Linked DNA regions of Homo sapiens: region 2 is linked to region 1. Evidence: read pairs that join two places in POLR2A ChIA-PET (ENCODE). Cell type or tissue: PC-3. All regions are shown on one strand.

Region 1 (8,000 bases):
GAATTGACAGCATTTTCCTTTTGGGGGACCATAGCGAAAGACCTGAAATAACCCCTCATGGCCACACCTCACAAAATAATACTGCAAGCGCAAATAGCTAAACATTCACCAGGATTTGTAAACATGGACTTCAAAAAGGTGATAATTAACAAGGTGTAGGGCAAGGGGTAATAGAGGAGAAACAGCAGGCTTTGAACAAAGCCCTGAATCCTCTAGGCCTCAATTTTATCACCTGCAAAATGGGTGGGTTAGACAAGGTGACATGAAAATTACCTTCTGATTTCAAAGTTCCAAAATGTTAATTTGGGGGATTAATTGTGGGGCGAGGGAGGCATGTTCAGTCTTTATAAAGCTGAATGATGACTCAGATAAACCTAGTGTCATTTACTAAACCTTGCTGTATGGGAGGATAGGAATTGCTATTTCTCAGGTATTTACTTGGTGCCAACCATTGCACATGTTTGATCTCATTTCTATGCTTCAGAACAACTCTTGGAGGTCACTATCATTATCTTCATTTTCTATCCAGGGAAATGGAGCCACAGAGAGGTTCAGTGATTTTCTTATAGCCACATAGCTCACAAGTGTAGAGCCAGGATTTGAATCAAGCTTGTCTTCTGCTGAACTTGAGGCCTCGCCCACCACACCATGTAGACTTCCCGTAGCCACCTGTGTTGCTGACCTGAAACCCAAGTAACCTGTATTCTTGAGCTCTCACCAGCACCAGGTGAGGTACAGAGATGGGGACAAGGGGCAGCACACCCCTCTCTCACGAGGATTAATCTACAAACTGTGAATACGGAATAGCCTACAACCAGCAACTGTGTACTGGGGACAAATGCCAGAGGGTATCTTCAAAGGCCCCTGTGTTCCAGAATTCTCCTCATACTGATTGTCTGATCTCTGAAATGTCTTGAGCACCATCTAGTGCTTTTCATTACTTATCCTGACCTTCCCCCACCGTCTCTTACCAAGTGAAGAAAAGTAGAAACCATGCCTTTCGCCACTAACTGGTTTAATCATTTCCATGCATAGGCCTTGACTGGGCAAGACAGGGGACATATGGGTGTCAGTTTTACCTGAATAAAGGCACTAGGAGAAAAAAAAAAGGAGAGGTTGGGAAAGGAGGCATCAGAAAGTCTTTGACTTCAGAGTAAATACTCAAGCAAGTTTCCTGAATATGATGATCAGTCAAGTGAATTATTTGGTGACTGTGGACCTTGGCCATTTTCAAGCCTCTTAGGGATAATCACAAGAAAAATAATAAGTAAAAATATTGGAGCAACCAATAGAAAAGAGTTTTCTTGGGCAGAAATAGAGAATTTCATTTATTTGTATGAGTAGCTACCATTTCAACGGTGTTTGCCATTCCACTTGGAGGAAACAAATCCTTCTGGAGCACACTGAGGGACCCTCTTGGCTATGAAAATGTAAGACTAGATGGCATTCACTGCCGGCCGGGCGTGGTGGCTCATGCCTGTAATCCCAGCACTTTGGGAGGCTGAGGCAGGTGGATCACTTGAGGTTAGGAGTTCAAGACCAGCCTGGCCAACATGGTGAAACCCCATCTCTACTAAAAATACAAAAATTATCTGGGCATGGTGGCACATGCCTGTAATCCCAGCAACTCGGGAGGCTGAGGCAGGAGAATCACTTGAACCCAGGAGGCGGAGGTTGCAGTGAGCTGAGATAGCATCACTGCACTCCAGCCTGGACAACAGAGCGAGACTCCATCTCAAATACATACATACATACATCCATACAATAGAAGGCATTCACTGCCTTGACCTCATTAGATGGTTTCTTGAGTTGAGTTCCCCAAGAGCAGACCCCGAGATGAGGATCATGAGAAGCGATTGATTAGGGAAGTGCTTCCAAGGGAGTTCAGTGAGCAGGTGAAGAAAGCAGAACAAGGAAAGGAAAGAAACTGAACAAGGAGATGAAGTTGCTTCACCGCCATTCCCACAGAGAAACTTTGGAGCGCTAGTTACACCTCACAGTTGTCCAACCGGAGGTAAGGGAGCTAGCTGGGTTTTCTACGTTGGTGAAGGACCACATTTGCTGGGGGATGCTGGAAGTGAAGTCTCAGTCACTGACATATCTGAGCTTGAATATATGACAGTAGAAACCTCCATGCAAATGCAAGCAAAGTGGCTCCAGCTTCATGGGACACCACTGAAGACCCACAGGTGCCTTAACAATGTTACCTCTCTCTATACCCCTGGGCATATAGGACTAGTTTCTGAACAACCAGTGGGTAAATCAAATAGATCTAGTGTGGGAACCCTCCCATTTTTGAAGGCCTGATGAACTGAGGTGGTCCTGAGTGAGTCCTACTTACAAGAAAGGAAGGTCAAGTGAGAAGGAATTCACCATTAACTTAGGGGAATTGGAGTTTGAAGATGCGCCTATTAATTCATCTACCTAGCATGGTGGGTTCACTTTGGGACACTGGCTGAATGTATGAGGATGGATTATAACCTCAGGAGCCCAAGGTTGGAGCATCATAGACAAGCATGACACTAAGCTAACAAGGCCATCCTTCCTCAAAAATCTACTGCAGTCTGAACTGTGTGTGGCATTATGGAAGTAGTGGGCAAGGATGCATCTGGCTGGGAAGGCCATGTCTTTTCCATGGTGACATAGTCTAATGTAGTCATTGCAATAACAGAAACAACTAGGGATAAAAAGGGAAATCTGTTAGTGGACTGGTCAGATTTTGCAATTCCTCCCAGAGGGATGTCTGAAAACTCCACCGACTAGACTAAGTGCTCTGGTTCTAGGACAGTGTAGCCAGGGGGTTCCAAGATAAAGACACTACTTCCTACTCATATAGACATACAGTGACTCTATATTAATTTAAGTATCAGAAACAGACCTGGTAAACTGCTGATGTCTGTCAACATGTAAAGAGCTTGGAAGTCATCACTCCTATCCTCATGACAAGAAAAAAGCTGAACTAACTGAAAATCAATAATTCTTCCTAGATCCATCAGAGAATTGAGGTTACAGGGCAACTGCTGCCCTGAAAACTACAGAGACAAACAGGTGGATTCAGAAAACCACAGCTTACATGGAGCAGAAGCCCTTCGCCACATCTAATATCCATAGGAATGTTTTAAGCTAATATGGATGAATTGCTGAAGGCTCCATGTGGACAAACATGAGAATTTTAAAACTCTAAGGGAACCTGATTTTATGGAGCCTCTCACACATTGAAGAGGTTTATCTCCAGTACTCTCTCCAGGTTCTCATTGTGAGGACTGGAGAAAAATCCCCCTATGCAGAGGGAGGGGAAAAGTAACCTTTTGAACAACACTGAGAGCTCTCTCTTCTCCTTAACAAGGCCCAACTTCAAGGGAAACTAATTTCCAAGTTCCTGACATACTGCAGTTTAACCAGAGCCTAACCAACCTGGAAGAAGGGGAATACCCAATTCAGGATTTCTAAAACACTGAGACCTCACTGTAGGATTATAGAAAACGTCTCCTCTGTCCACACCTCACCACCATATCAGTCCAGCTCCTGAATAATAGCACGATTACAGCTAACAGAACTGCAAGTCTCAGTCCCTATTTAATAGGTCTCTAAGAAAACTCAAAAAACGGGCGAGACAAAAGAATGCTAGAGGCAACTTTTGCCCCTGATGTCACAGATGCAGCAAAAAGTAAACACAACCTAAGTAGCCAAACATGAAACTTCATGCTAAAATCCTATTTAACTCAGTTCCTTTGACCTAATCATTTCAGGCTTTCAACTAAAAATTACAAGGCATGCACAAAGGCAAAATGAACAACGACAACAAAAAACACAGTCTGATGGGACAAAGCAAGCCTCAGAACCAGACTCAGATACAGCAGAGATTTTGAAATTAAAATAACTCTTAATTAATATACTAAGAGCTCTAATAGAAAAAAATGGACAACCTACAAGAACAGATGGGCAATGTAAGCAGAATGATTTTTCTTTTTTGGTAAGAACTAAAATTGGGTGTGTTTATTTCTTTTTTAAAAAACTTTTTAGGTTTAGGGTACATGTGCAGGTTTGTTATATAGGTAAACTTGTGTCACAGGGGTTTGGTGTACAGATTATTTTGTCAGCCAGCTACTAAGCATAGTGCCCAATAGTTATTTTTTCTGATCCTCTCCTTCCCCCCACCCTCCACCTTCTGATGGGCCCCAGTGTCTGTTCTTTCCCTCTTTGTGTTCATATGTTCTCATCATTTAGCTCCCACTTTTAATTGAGAACATGCGTTACTTGGTTTTCAGTTCCTGCATTAGTTTGCTAAGGATAATAGCCTCCAGCTCCATCCATATTCTTGCAAAGAACATGATCTTGTTCTATTTTTTTTGTCACTGCATATTATTCCATGGTATTTGTGTACCACATTTTCTTTACCCAGTCTACCACTGATGGGCATTTAGGTTGATTCCATGTCTTTACTATTGAGAATAGTGCTATGATGAACATACACATGTGTCTTTATGGTAGAACAATTTATATTCCTTTGGATATACACCCAGTAATGGGATTGCTAGGTCAAATGGTAGTTCTGTATTTAGTTCTTTGAGAAATCACCACACTGGTTTCCACAATGGTTGAACTAATTAACACCCCCAACAGCAGTGTATAAGCATTCCTTTTTCTCCATAACCTTATCAGCATCTGTTATTTTTTGACTTTTTAATAGTAGCCATTCTGACTGGTGTGTGATGGTATCTTATTGTGGTTTTGATTTGCATTTTTCTAACGATCAGTGATGTTGAACGTTGGCTACAGGTATGTCTTCTTTTGAAAAGTGTCTGTTCATGTCCTTTGCCCACTTTTTAATGGGGCTGCTTGGTTTTTTTCCTTGTAAATATGTTTAAGTTCCTTATAGATGGATATTAGACTTTTGTCAGATGCACAGTTTGCAAAAATTTTCTCCCATTCTGTAGGTTGCCTGTTTACTCTGTTGGTAGTTTCTTTTGCTGTGCAGAGATTCTTCTATTTAATTAGATCCCACTTGCTAATTTTTGCTATTGTTGCAATTGCTTTTAGCATCTTCATCATGAAACCTTTGTCAGTTCCTGTGTCCAGCATGGTATTTCCTAGGGTATATTCCAGAGTTTTTATAGTTTTGGGTTTTAAATTTAAGTCTTTAATCCACCTTGAGTTGATTTTTTTATATGGCGTAAGAAGGAGTCCAGTTTCAATCTTCTGCATATGGTTACCCAGTTATCCCAGCTCCATTTATTGTATAGGGAATCCTTTCATCATTGCTTGTTTTTGTCACCTTTGTCGATGATCAGGTGTTTGCAGGTGCGTAGCCTTATTCCTGGGCTCTCTATTCTGTTCCATTGGTCTGTGTGTCAGTTTCTGTACCAGTACCACACTGTTTTAGTTACCATAGCCTTGTAGTATAGTTTTTAAGTAGGGTAATGTGATGCTTCCAGCTTTTTTCTTTTTGCTTAGGATGGCCTTGGCTATTTGGGATCTTTTTTGGTTCCATATGAATTTTAAAATAATTTTTTCTAGTTCTGTGAAGAATGTCATTGGTAGTTTGACAGGAATAGTATTGAATCTTTAAATTGCTTTAGGCAGTATGGCCATTTTAATGATATTGATTCTTCCTATCCATGAGCAAGGACTATTTTCCCATTTGTTTGTGTCATCTCTGATTTCTTTGAACAGTGTTTTGTGATTCTCATTGTAGACGTCTTTCTCCTATGTGGTTAGTGTATTTTTAGGTATTTTATTCTTTTTATGGCAATTGTGAATGGGATTGTGTTCCTGATTTGGCTGTTGTTTTGGTGCTTTCTGGTTTATGGGAATGCTACTGATTTTTGTACATTGGTTTTGTATCCTGAAACTTTGCTGAAGTTGTTTATCAGTTCAAGGAGCTTTTGGGCAGAAACTATGGGGTTTTCTAGCTATAAAATCATGTGGCTGGGTGCGGTGGCTCACAACTGTAATCCCAGCACTGGGAGGCCGAGGCAGGTGGATCACAAGATCAGGAGATCAAGACTATCCTGGCTAACACAGTGAAACCCCGTCTCTACTAAAAATACAAAAAAAATTAGCCGGGTGTTGTGGTGGGCGCCTATAGTCTCAGCTACTTGGGAGGCTGAGGGAGGAGAATGGTGTGAATTCAGGAGGCGGAGCTTTCAGTGAGCCAAGATTGTGCCACTGCACTCCAGCCTGGGCGACAGAGCAAGACTCTGTCTCAAAAAACAAATAAATAAATAAATAAAATAAAAAATAGAAAAAAATCATGTTATCAAGCAGAAAGACTAGAGCTCTAACAATCTAACAATCTAAAGTAAATGCTAGAAATCAAAAATTCTGTAACAGAAATGAAGAAGGCCTTTGACGGGCACATCAATAGAGTAGATAAGGCCAAGGAGAGAATCAGTGAGCTTCAAGATAAGTCAATATCCTCAAAAATTAGGCCAGGCACGGTGGTTCACACCTATAATCCCAGCACTTTGGGAGACCATGGCGAGTGGATCAGTTGAGGCCAGGAGTTTGAGACCAGCCTGGCCAACATGGTGAAACCATGTTGTCTCTACTAAAAATACAAAAATTAGCCAGGTGTGGTGGCGTATGCCTGTAATCCCAGCTACTCAGGAGGCTGAGGCACAGGAATCACTTGAACCCAGAAGGCAGAGGTTGCAGTGAGCAGAGATTGTGCCTCTGCACTCCAACCTGGGTGACAGAGTGACACCTTGTCAAAAGAAAGAAAGAAACAAACAAACAAAGAAGGAAGGAAGGAAGGAGAGAGAAAGAGAGAGAGAGAAAGAGAGAGAGAGAGAGAGGAAGGAGAAGAAACCTCGAAGACTAAAATTCAAGGAAAAAAATTTTTAATAGGACAGAATTCAAGAAATAAGAAATGATTAATATCATTAATATGTAATGATTAATATGTAGTAAGAATATAAATAAAGAGAACAAAGAGAGACAGGATCACAAGAAATATTTGAAATAATAATGGCAAGAATTTTTCAAAATTAACAACAGACATCAAACCATAGATCCAAGAAGCTCAGAGAACACCAGGCAGGATTAATACTAGAAGAATTTATACCTAAGCATGGCCGAGCACGGTGGCTCACATCTGTAATCCCAGCACTTTGGGAGGCCGAGGCGTGCAGATCATGAGGTCAGGAGTTCAAGACCAGCCTGACCAAGATGGTGAAACCCTGTCTCTACTAAAAATACAAAAAAATTAGCCAGGCAAGGTGGCAGGCACCTGTAAGCCCAGCTACTCGGGAGGCTGAGGCAGGAGAATGGCATGAACCCAGGAAGTGGTGATTGCAGTGAGCCGAGACCACGTCACTGCACTCCAGCCTGGCGACAGAGCGAGACTCCATCTCAAATAAATAAATAAATAAATAAAAGAAAAATGAAAAAAAGAATTTATACCTAGGCATATCGTATTCAAGCTACCAAAAGTCAAAGATCAAGAGAAAATCCTTAAAGAAGCCAGAGAAGAAAAATAGAGCTTATGTACAGAGAAACAATGGTAAGAATTACATCCAACTTCTCTTTAGAAATCATGCAAGCAAGAGGCAGGGCATGGTGGCTCACACCTGTAATCCTAGCATTTTGGGAGGCCGAGGCAGGCAGATCACGAGGTCAGGAGATAGAGACCATCCTGGTTAACAAGGTGAAACTCCGTCTCTACTAAAAATACAAAAAATGAGCTGGGTGTGGTGGCGGGTGCCTGTAGTCCCAGCTACTCAGGAGGCTGAGGCAGGAGAATGGTGTGAACCCGGGAGGTGGAGCTTGCAGTGAGCAGGGATTGCGCCACTACACTCCAGCCTGGGCAACAGAGTGAGACTGCATCTCAAAAAAAAAAAAAAAAATCATACAAGCAAGAAAAGAGTGTGCTAAAGAAAATTAATGTGTTGAAATAGAACCAAAAACCTAGAATTTCATATCCCAATAAAATTATGTGGTTGGGCATGGTGCCTCATGCCTGTAATCCCAATGCTTGGGGAGGTTGAGGCAGGAGGATC
Region 2 (8,000 bases), 280 kb before region 1:
ATAATCTCATGGGACCGCCATCATAGATGAGGTCCATTGTTGACCAAAATATCATCATGTGTCATGTGACTGTAGAAGGAGTACACTCTAAAATAATGATAAATAGTATAGAAAAAGCATAAGCCAGTAATATAGTCATTTATTAACCATCACCACAAACATGTGAGTAACGTGTTGCGCTAGGATGTTAGGACAGCTACAACTTCACTAAGCGATAGGAATTTTTATGCTCCATTATAACCTTATGGGACCATTGTCATATATGTGGTCCATTATTGACAGAAAGGTCATGACTGTTATTACGATGTCTTGACATTTTACAAACCTTGCTGGCTGGAGAGAAGACTCTGCCCCTCCCAGAGCTAGCCAATTCTTAGAGTTGGCAAAGTGCTCTCAGTGGGTTGCTCACCTTTGATGTGTAAACTAATCATCTAGAGCCACACTTCTATCTGGCCAGTACACCCCAGGAGGTGACATTCCTCTAACTTAATCATCCCAGGGCTGGATATCAGGCACCTAAGGACCATCCCTATAGCTTAGAGCCCCATGAAATGATTCAAACTCGCCAATCCTAAACTGTTTGCCCTGCCCAGCCTTGCCTTTCCCGCAGAAACCCCAGTAAAAGCTCTAGCCTGCCTTCCTCTTGCTCCTGTCTTCTACCTCTTGACCAGAACCTGGTGTTCCTCAAATGACTTTGAGTGATGTAGCATGCCTCCTATTTTTAGGGCCTGTGAGCATAATAAACTTTGTTTCCAGAGCCTCTCCTGTAGCTGCACCATCACATTAAAGAACACAGAACAACTACAAAGGAACAAAGCTCTGGGTATATTTAGGATTCTGGAACTGGGCTGTGCATATCTAGCAGGGTAGCCTGCAGGGAGGTTTGACTGGATCATGGAAAACCTAGACAACTATGGTGAGGAACAGACCACAGAGGCTTCTGGACAGGGGAGTGGCAGGTGCAGAGCTATGATTCAGATTAGTTTCAGCTATGTTTCAGATTAGCATGGCACTGATCAAAGCTGTAGGTAGGGGAACCAAAGAAGTTATTTCAGTCATCCAGATGAGTCAACCAAAAGGAAGAAAGAGGAGTCAAGGATTAGAAAGACAGTGACATCATCAATCTAGTAGGCGAATCACACAATCAGGTGTGGGGGCAAAGATGAAGAGTTTGGTTCTGGAGTTCTAAAAATAAAACCGCTAGTATAGGCTTTAACATATAGGGAGGGATTAAAACATTTTGACTGATTATTGACAAGTTTGTCAATCATTACTGAGTCAAAATGGTTGTTTGGACTTGCATTTCTTTAATTATGACCAACTTGAGCATCTTATTATTTATTCATTTTTTCATTCAGCAAATATTTGTCAAATTCCTACTATATGCCAGGTATGGGTCTAAGTGTGAAGGCTATAGCAGTCAGCACCATATTCCCTGCCTTCATAGACCTTGTCTTCTAATGGTGATAAATGAACAATAACCAGATAAATAAGAAAATATATGGTACATCCGATGGTGATACATTCTATGAAGAGAAGTAAAGCAAGGAAAGGAAATGGGGAATGCCGAGTGTGCAGTGTGAAGCAGGGAAGGCCTCCTGAGAAAGTGACACTGACCCAAAGGCTTCACAGGTCAGCCTGAGAGCCAAAAGAAAATCTGGGGAAGGGACAGTTTAGGCAGAGGGAATGGTAATCACACAGGTCCTTGACTGGACCATATCTGGCCCCCTCTTTTCAAGTAATTATTGAGAATCTGTAGTTGTTACTCTGTGAACTGTTGGTTCATATGCATATTTGCTCTTAGCTTGCCTGTCATTTCTTACTGATTAGGAATCCTTCACATGTTAAAGAAATCATCCCTTGCCTAGCATATATATTACAAATGTTTTCCTCAGCTTACCATTGTGTTATTTTGTTTATATTGAGATTATGTATTTTTATATATGTCATATATTTAATCATAATTGCTATACAGAAGTATTACATTTTAGGTAATAAAATTTATCAACCTTTTCTTAATGGCTTCTAGACTCTGTGTCTTATCTAGGAAGGTTATCTCCACTCCATGAATGAAGAAAACTTTATTTTTTTCTTCTTATAATTTTATGAACTTAAACGTAACATTTAAAATGTTAATACATCTGGAGTTTATTTTGGTGTAATCAACAAAGTCAGTTTACTGTTTGAAAAACAAGGGACTCTTGAAATGAAAAACTTCTAAGACCCAAAAGGATGTGTTTCTAAAGGTGACAGAGCAGGGAGGTTGTGTGGAAATTGGCTGCAGAAGACCCTGCTGAAGCCTGCATTCTCGGATGCCAACAGCCATTCTCTAGCCTCATTTCCCAAAGTGCTTCTGTGGCACTCTGGTTCCACAAGATAATTACAGGTATCCAGCAAAAACGTTTTCCATCTTGAAATAAGTTTCAGAAACCTGGGATAACTGTGTAGTAACTCTAGGACAATTGAGATTCTTTAATACATCAATGTCATTGTAAGTCCCCAACTGGGGCACTGTAGGCCATGGAACATTTGTCTCATAAAGCATCTTGGCTACCAGTATTCTATATTTGGAGCGGTCGTTCCCAGACTTTGGTTATATCAGAAATATCTAGAGAGATTTTTATAACACATACTGCTGAATCCCATTCCTGATCAATGGAATCCAAATCAGTGAAGACAGCATGCAAGAATTTTTAAAACTCTCATTGACAGGTGTTTTGTGATCAGTGGTCCAAAATAGCCTCTGCTTAAAATGTTTCCACTAGAGAACTAGGCCAACAGAAAATTATCAAATGACTATTTTCTCAATTATCCCAAGGATGAGACATAGCTAGTATCACTTTAGATGCATAGGAGGGAAGTTAATTCATTGCTTATAATAGATTCCTGAGAGCATCGTGCTTCAATTCTCTCCTAAAACCCTGGTTGAGAAGAGCTGGACATGGTACTGGTGCCTGCAAAAAGGTGTACTTTCTTGGACCTTACCACCTCTTCATCTCCTATCACTTACAAAAAGAACATTAAGTGTTAAATTTGATAGCAAGGGGGCAGTAATGGGATCAAAATCAAACTAAGCTTCATTGGATAAGCATACTCACTCACAGGCTTCTCAAATTAATAGAGTTCTCAGAAATTTGGTCTGATCAATCATGTTTTGTTCTTTCCCCAGATAATATTTGCTATAGTCTGTTATAAAAGTTCATTAATAACACAGTTATCTCTAATAAGGTCTAATTTTTTTCTTTATCCTAACCTCGAGCCCTTATCTTGTTTACAATTCTTTCCTTCCATCAGTGTCTCAAAAGAAAGTATAATATACTTCAGACTCCATAAACTTCATTGCATTGTGCAAAACTATGTACATTCAGTTTTGAAAATAAGAATGATTTTAATAATCTGAATAACCTAATATGTAATCATAGTGCCAAATATCATGCTTATTATTATAATTATTTCCTCTCTAAATCAATTCATTTGTAAGCTCAAAGCATGCATTTTATTAGTCCTAATTGGATTCAGAGAGCTGTGATCTCCTTGTAACCCTAATCCCTATTATAAAATGGAAAAATCATCATTAAATTTGATTTACATGCTCCTTTTGGGTAGTGTCACCTACGCTACCCTCATAGCAAGGATTTTCTATTAAAATATCTTTTTGAACTAAGAATTCTAGTCATTTAGAATAGCCAAGATGAGCACATGTCACATCCTAGAGTTAGTGTAAAAATTTAACACTTTTCTTCCTGGCTATCAAAACTAATATTCTGAAAAAACTGGAATGATTGAATGTACCCAAATCATTCCTGGTTATCAGAACTAATATTCTGTCCAAGTCTGAATTGCTGAAATTCCCAAGGTAGATTCTGAAAAGCACTAATCCTGTGAAATACTCTATGAAGTAGGAGTCTTGGAGTCAAATAAGCTTGAGAAATGCTGAAATTCAAAATGTATCTTAGTATACCAACTCCTTTAGAACTCCTAAAGCTTGAGAAATGCTGAAATTCAAAATGTATCTTACTATACTAACTCCTTTAGAACTCCTGGAGTTTTTTTTTTAAGTTTCTATTAAAAATGTTGTATAGACCAGGAATTCTTTTCAAGTATCTTACTTAGTGACATGCTACAGAACACAGTTTGGAAATTGATAAGAAAGACTAACATTTATGGAGTATCTATTATATAAGTTAGTTGCCACTATAAATTCATTTAACATTATAGTAAGTCTCCCCCTAGCTGGTGCCAACACATTGTGTGAAACCATCCATGAAAGAGGCCCAAATATTTCCTTCCTCAGACAACTCATCAGGGATATTTCTTAGGAGACTAGAGGTGTGAGTTGAGAACAAGTTGGCAAGACAGCAAAAGTAGGTGCCAAGGGAGTCTGTGCCAGGTACTCACACAACTTAGTTTCGTCTTCAAGATCAACTTCATTTCCATCTCATATGCAGTTTTCTTTTCTTGTGATCATGGAGTACTCTACGAACACCCAATTGTAAGGTTTGGTGGATGAGATAACACCTAACTCATGATGGGCTACTTAGGTGGTATGGCATTCAGTCTCTACTAGGGCCCAGTAGAGAATTAAGAACTATTTCCAAACTGAATAAATGATCATTTTCAGAATAGAGCATGGCCGCGCTCTAAAGCCCTAGGTATCTGCACTGTTTCTCCTACTGGGTTTTCTCACAGCTCCATTTGTACAGCACCTCTAGCTGCCATAGACATGTTGTGCATCATTGGGTCTGCTTGGTCATTAGGTCTAAATAGTGGAGTGGTTTTCACAGCAGTCCAGACCAGCTGCAGTGCCTCCTTTAGTCTAGGTCCATTCAAAACTGGCAAATTTACTGGTTGTCATCTGGTAAATGAGTCAGAGCAGTACACTCAAAAGTGGGGAATGTTGCCTTTAACAACCAAAGAAGTTCACAAAATATTGTGCCTCCTTAATGATGAGGGTGTAAGGCATAGCGACTTATATTCTCTTTCTTATGAGATATCACATTTCCCAGTCTACCCAACCCTAGAAGTTTCATCAAGATGAACAAGATGACATGCCTTGAATTTTCATGGGGTGTTTCTCCCACCTCTGGCATGCATGCAGTTATCAAGGCATCTAAAATACTGGTTCCTTCCTACTCACACAGCCCACTCAGCATGACTCATCCATATAATGGACCAACATGCTGCCCTGTAGAATGGTAATACTTGGTTTCTCTGGACTAGATTATTGCTGAAAACCAGAATACTAACATAACTCTGAACTAAGACAATGAAGATATATGGCAGTACCTTGCAGATAAGAGGAAGCTGCTTCTGATATTTTTTTGCTATTCAGAATACAGTGGTAAAACATTATCCAAATCAATAGCTGAGTATCAGCTATAGATCCAGCAAGGAGTTCACATCTGTAACAACTATAGTTGTAATAATCTGCTGTCATTATTCCAGATTCATCTGTATTCTGCATAGAGCAAACAGATAAGTTAATGCTGACCTGAAAGAAATCAATAGCTCTGCAGCTTTCAAGATTTTGATGGTGGCACTGATCTTTTCAATTACCTCAGGGATGTAGTATCAATTATTGTTTACTATTTGGAGAAAGAAATCCCAAGGACTTCTTGCATATCTCTATCATTAAAGCCTTTACTTCAACAGTGAGTATGCCAATGTCGGGAGGCTGTCAGTACATAATTAAATCTATTTCAACCATGCTTTCAGGGATTAGCACACTGTGGTTTTGCAGAGTTCCTGGCTTTACGTGATACGGACTTGGGTTAACATTTCATTTTATCACCCAAATTCTAAAGCCCACCCGCTTAACTGAGTATAGAGGATTCATGGTCCTGAGGAATTTGCATCAGCTCAAGGCTGATGAGAAGTAATCCCTAAAAAGATTGGGTATTTTACTTTATCAACTGTGGATTCACCCTTGTAAATGGCCCCAGATTCTTTTGGTAAAGGCCAGGTAACAGATTTGCAGTACATAATTGTGCCAGTGTTGTACGATCTTTCATCAAGTTGACTAGACTCTCCTACATTCACAAGACCTGTTCAATTTGTGAACTAGCTCAGTTCAGAAAATTGGTGATGACAATAAGATTGTTGATGACTTAGACATTAACAATCAAATCAAAATAGACAAATACATATTTTTCCAGTATAAGCAATGAGCTACCACTATCGGTTGCCAATGTCTCTAAACCCAAGTAGGCCACATTTCTATCTTTTGAAGTCTGTTTTCCAGACTTCTTCTGGTACAAAATGGTTTATCAGTCAGTGTTCAGTTAAAAAAAAAAAAAAACCATCTCTACAAAAATATAAAAAACTAGCCGGGTGTGGTGACAGGTGCCTCTGGTCTCAGCTACTCAGGAGGCTGAGGTGGGAGGATCACTTGAGCCAGGGAGGTGGAGGTTGCAGTGAGCTGGCATGGCGCCACTGCACTCCAGCCCAGGTGACAGAGTGACAGAGCCTGACTCAATAAAAAAAAAAAGCCTGAAAACAAGAAAAACAGAAACCATTCTAGAAGACATTAGGTGCATACAAAACCAGTGGAATGTCCAGACGACAGAAAATCAAGGCAGGTCATCCCTTTATTTTCAAGTTCACTGCCAACTTGCAATCAATCAAAGTATTATTTCTGTAGTCCAGGCCAAGAACTTAGAGGCTGCCAGAGACAGTAAAGCTTGCTAAGTATTCTATTTACTTTCCTTTATTTCTTAGCTTCTTTGCAGTTATATGGGCCAATTACAATGTGAAAAAATATGTGAATCATTTCTGAGTTAAGACAGAGAAAATCCTACATGCAATTCTCTTGTCTTTTTCTGTGACATAGTTACCTACAAGAATACAAACTTAAATTTAAGCTTAAGTCTCAGTGTTACAAAGATGGTGGAAGCTCCATCAAACTGAACAATAACAAAAAAATTGAATCACTGGTTCAAAGAAAACAAAGTCCCAAATGTTTTTACAAGCATGTTCTAACAAATATTTATTACGAGTTAATTTCAAATTTGCACAAACTGCTTCAGAAATAGTAAATTCTAGTCTAACTTTGATATCCAAATAAGACAATGTCAATACAAAAAAGGAAAATTGTAGGCCAATTAATTTCAACCTAAATGCAATAATGTATATAAAAGTAATATGTAATGACTAAGTATGATTTATTCCAAGAACTCAGGTTTATTTAATGTTATAAAATAAATTAACATAACCTAATACATTAAGATTTTAAAGGAGAAATATAAAACAAAATCTCATTCAATAAAGGAGAAAACATCTCTCTAAATTTATATATTTTTTTGTGATATATCTTAGCAAACCAGGAATTGATAGGAATTATAATAACCTAAAAAGTGTACATACCAAAAACTTACAATAATGATCATACTCAATGATAAAACATTAATTAATATATGAGGATATTTCCATGACCTTGGGTAGGGAATAAAACAAAAAAGCACTAAGCATAAAGGAAAAAACTATTGATGAACTTGACTACCTTAACATTCTGACCTTTTGTTCATGCAAAAACAACAATAAATAACACAAGAAAAACCCTACTCCCCGCTTTGAGCCATGTATTCATCTTTCAAAACTGTTTGCTGTTGCTGCAAATAGCTATAAATTAACTGAACAATGTCACATCAGACACTAAAATCCACGCTCAATAGCTAAACAATGTGCACCCAATCATTAATCAGTGTTACCTCTGTTAACCAATGAGAATTCCTGACAAACGACTTTGTATAAGCCCACCCCGTCCTTTTTTTTTTTTTTTCCTTTAAAAACCTGCTTGTAACAAAAGCCAAATGGAGCTTATATTCAAGGTTACTTGGATCTAAGTCTTCTAGATAGCTGTCCTCCCTTTGGCTCAAATAAACCCTTTAAATTATATGTTTTGCCTCAGCCTCCGTCTTCCTTTTAGATTGATAAATATCATTATGTGCAGTTTTTACATATGCAAATGGAAGCTCAGAGAAGTTAAGTAACTTGTCTAAGTT

Evidence for each region. ChIA-PET counts read pairs that join two places held together with the same protein. Peaks named below come from ENCODE experiments on the same cell type or tissue, not always from the same donor. Only the 100,000 strongest peaks of a DNase experiment are listed, where the experiment ranks them.
Region 2: POLR2A ChIA-PET joins it to region 1 with 21 read pairs; 3 of 35 experiments call an interaction of 5 or more read pairs at or near these places.

What each region holds. Positions count from the first base shown.
Region 1 is chr10:62,140,562-62,148,561 of GRCh38, reverse strand. No RefSeq gene overlaps it. Among named protein-coding and RNA genes, the nearest start is that of LINC02621, 110 kb to the left of the region's middle. In PC-3, a CTCF peak has its summit at 930; no DNase peak of the experiment used is centred here.
Region 2 is chr10:62,419,272-62,427,271 of GRCh38, reverse strand. It overlaps a transcript of ZNF365 not described here. Among named protein-coding and RNA genes, the nearest start is that of ZNF365, 49 kb to the right of the region's middle. In PC-3, CTCF peaks have their summits at 2,843, 3,047 and 4,776; DNase peaks (open chromatin) are centred at 1,011, 4,981 and 5,111; H3K27ac peaks cover 1,635 bases.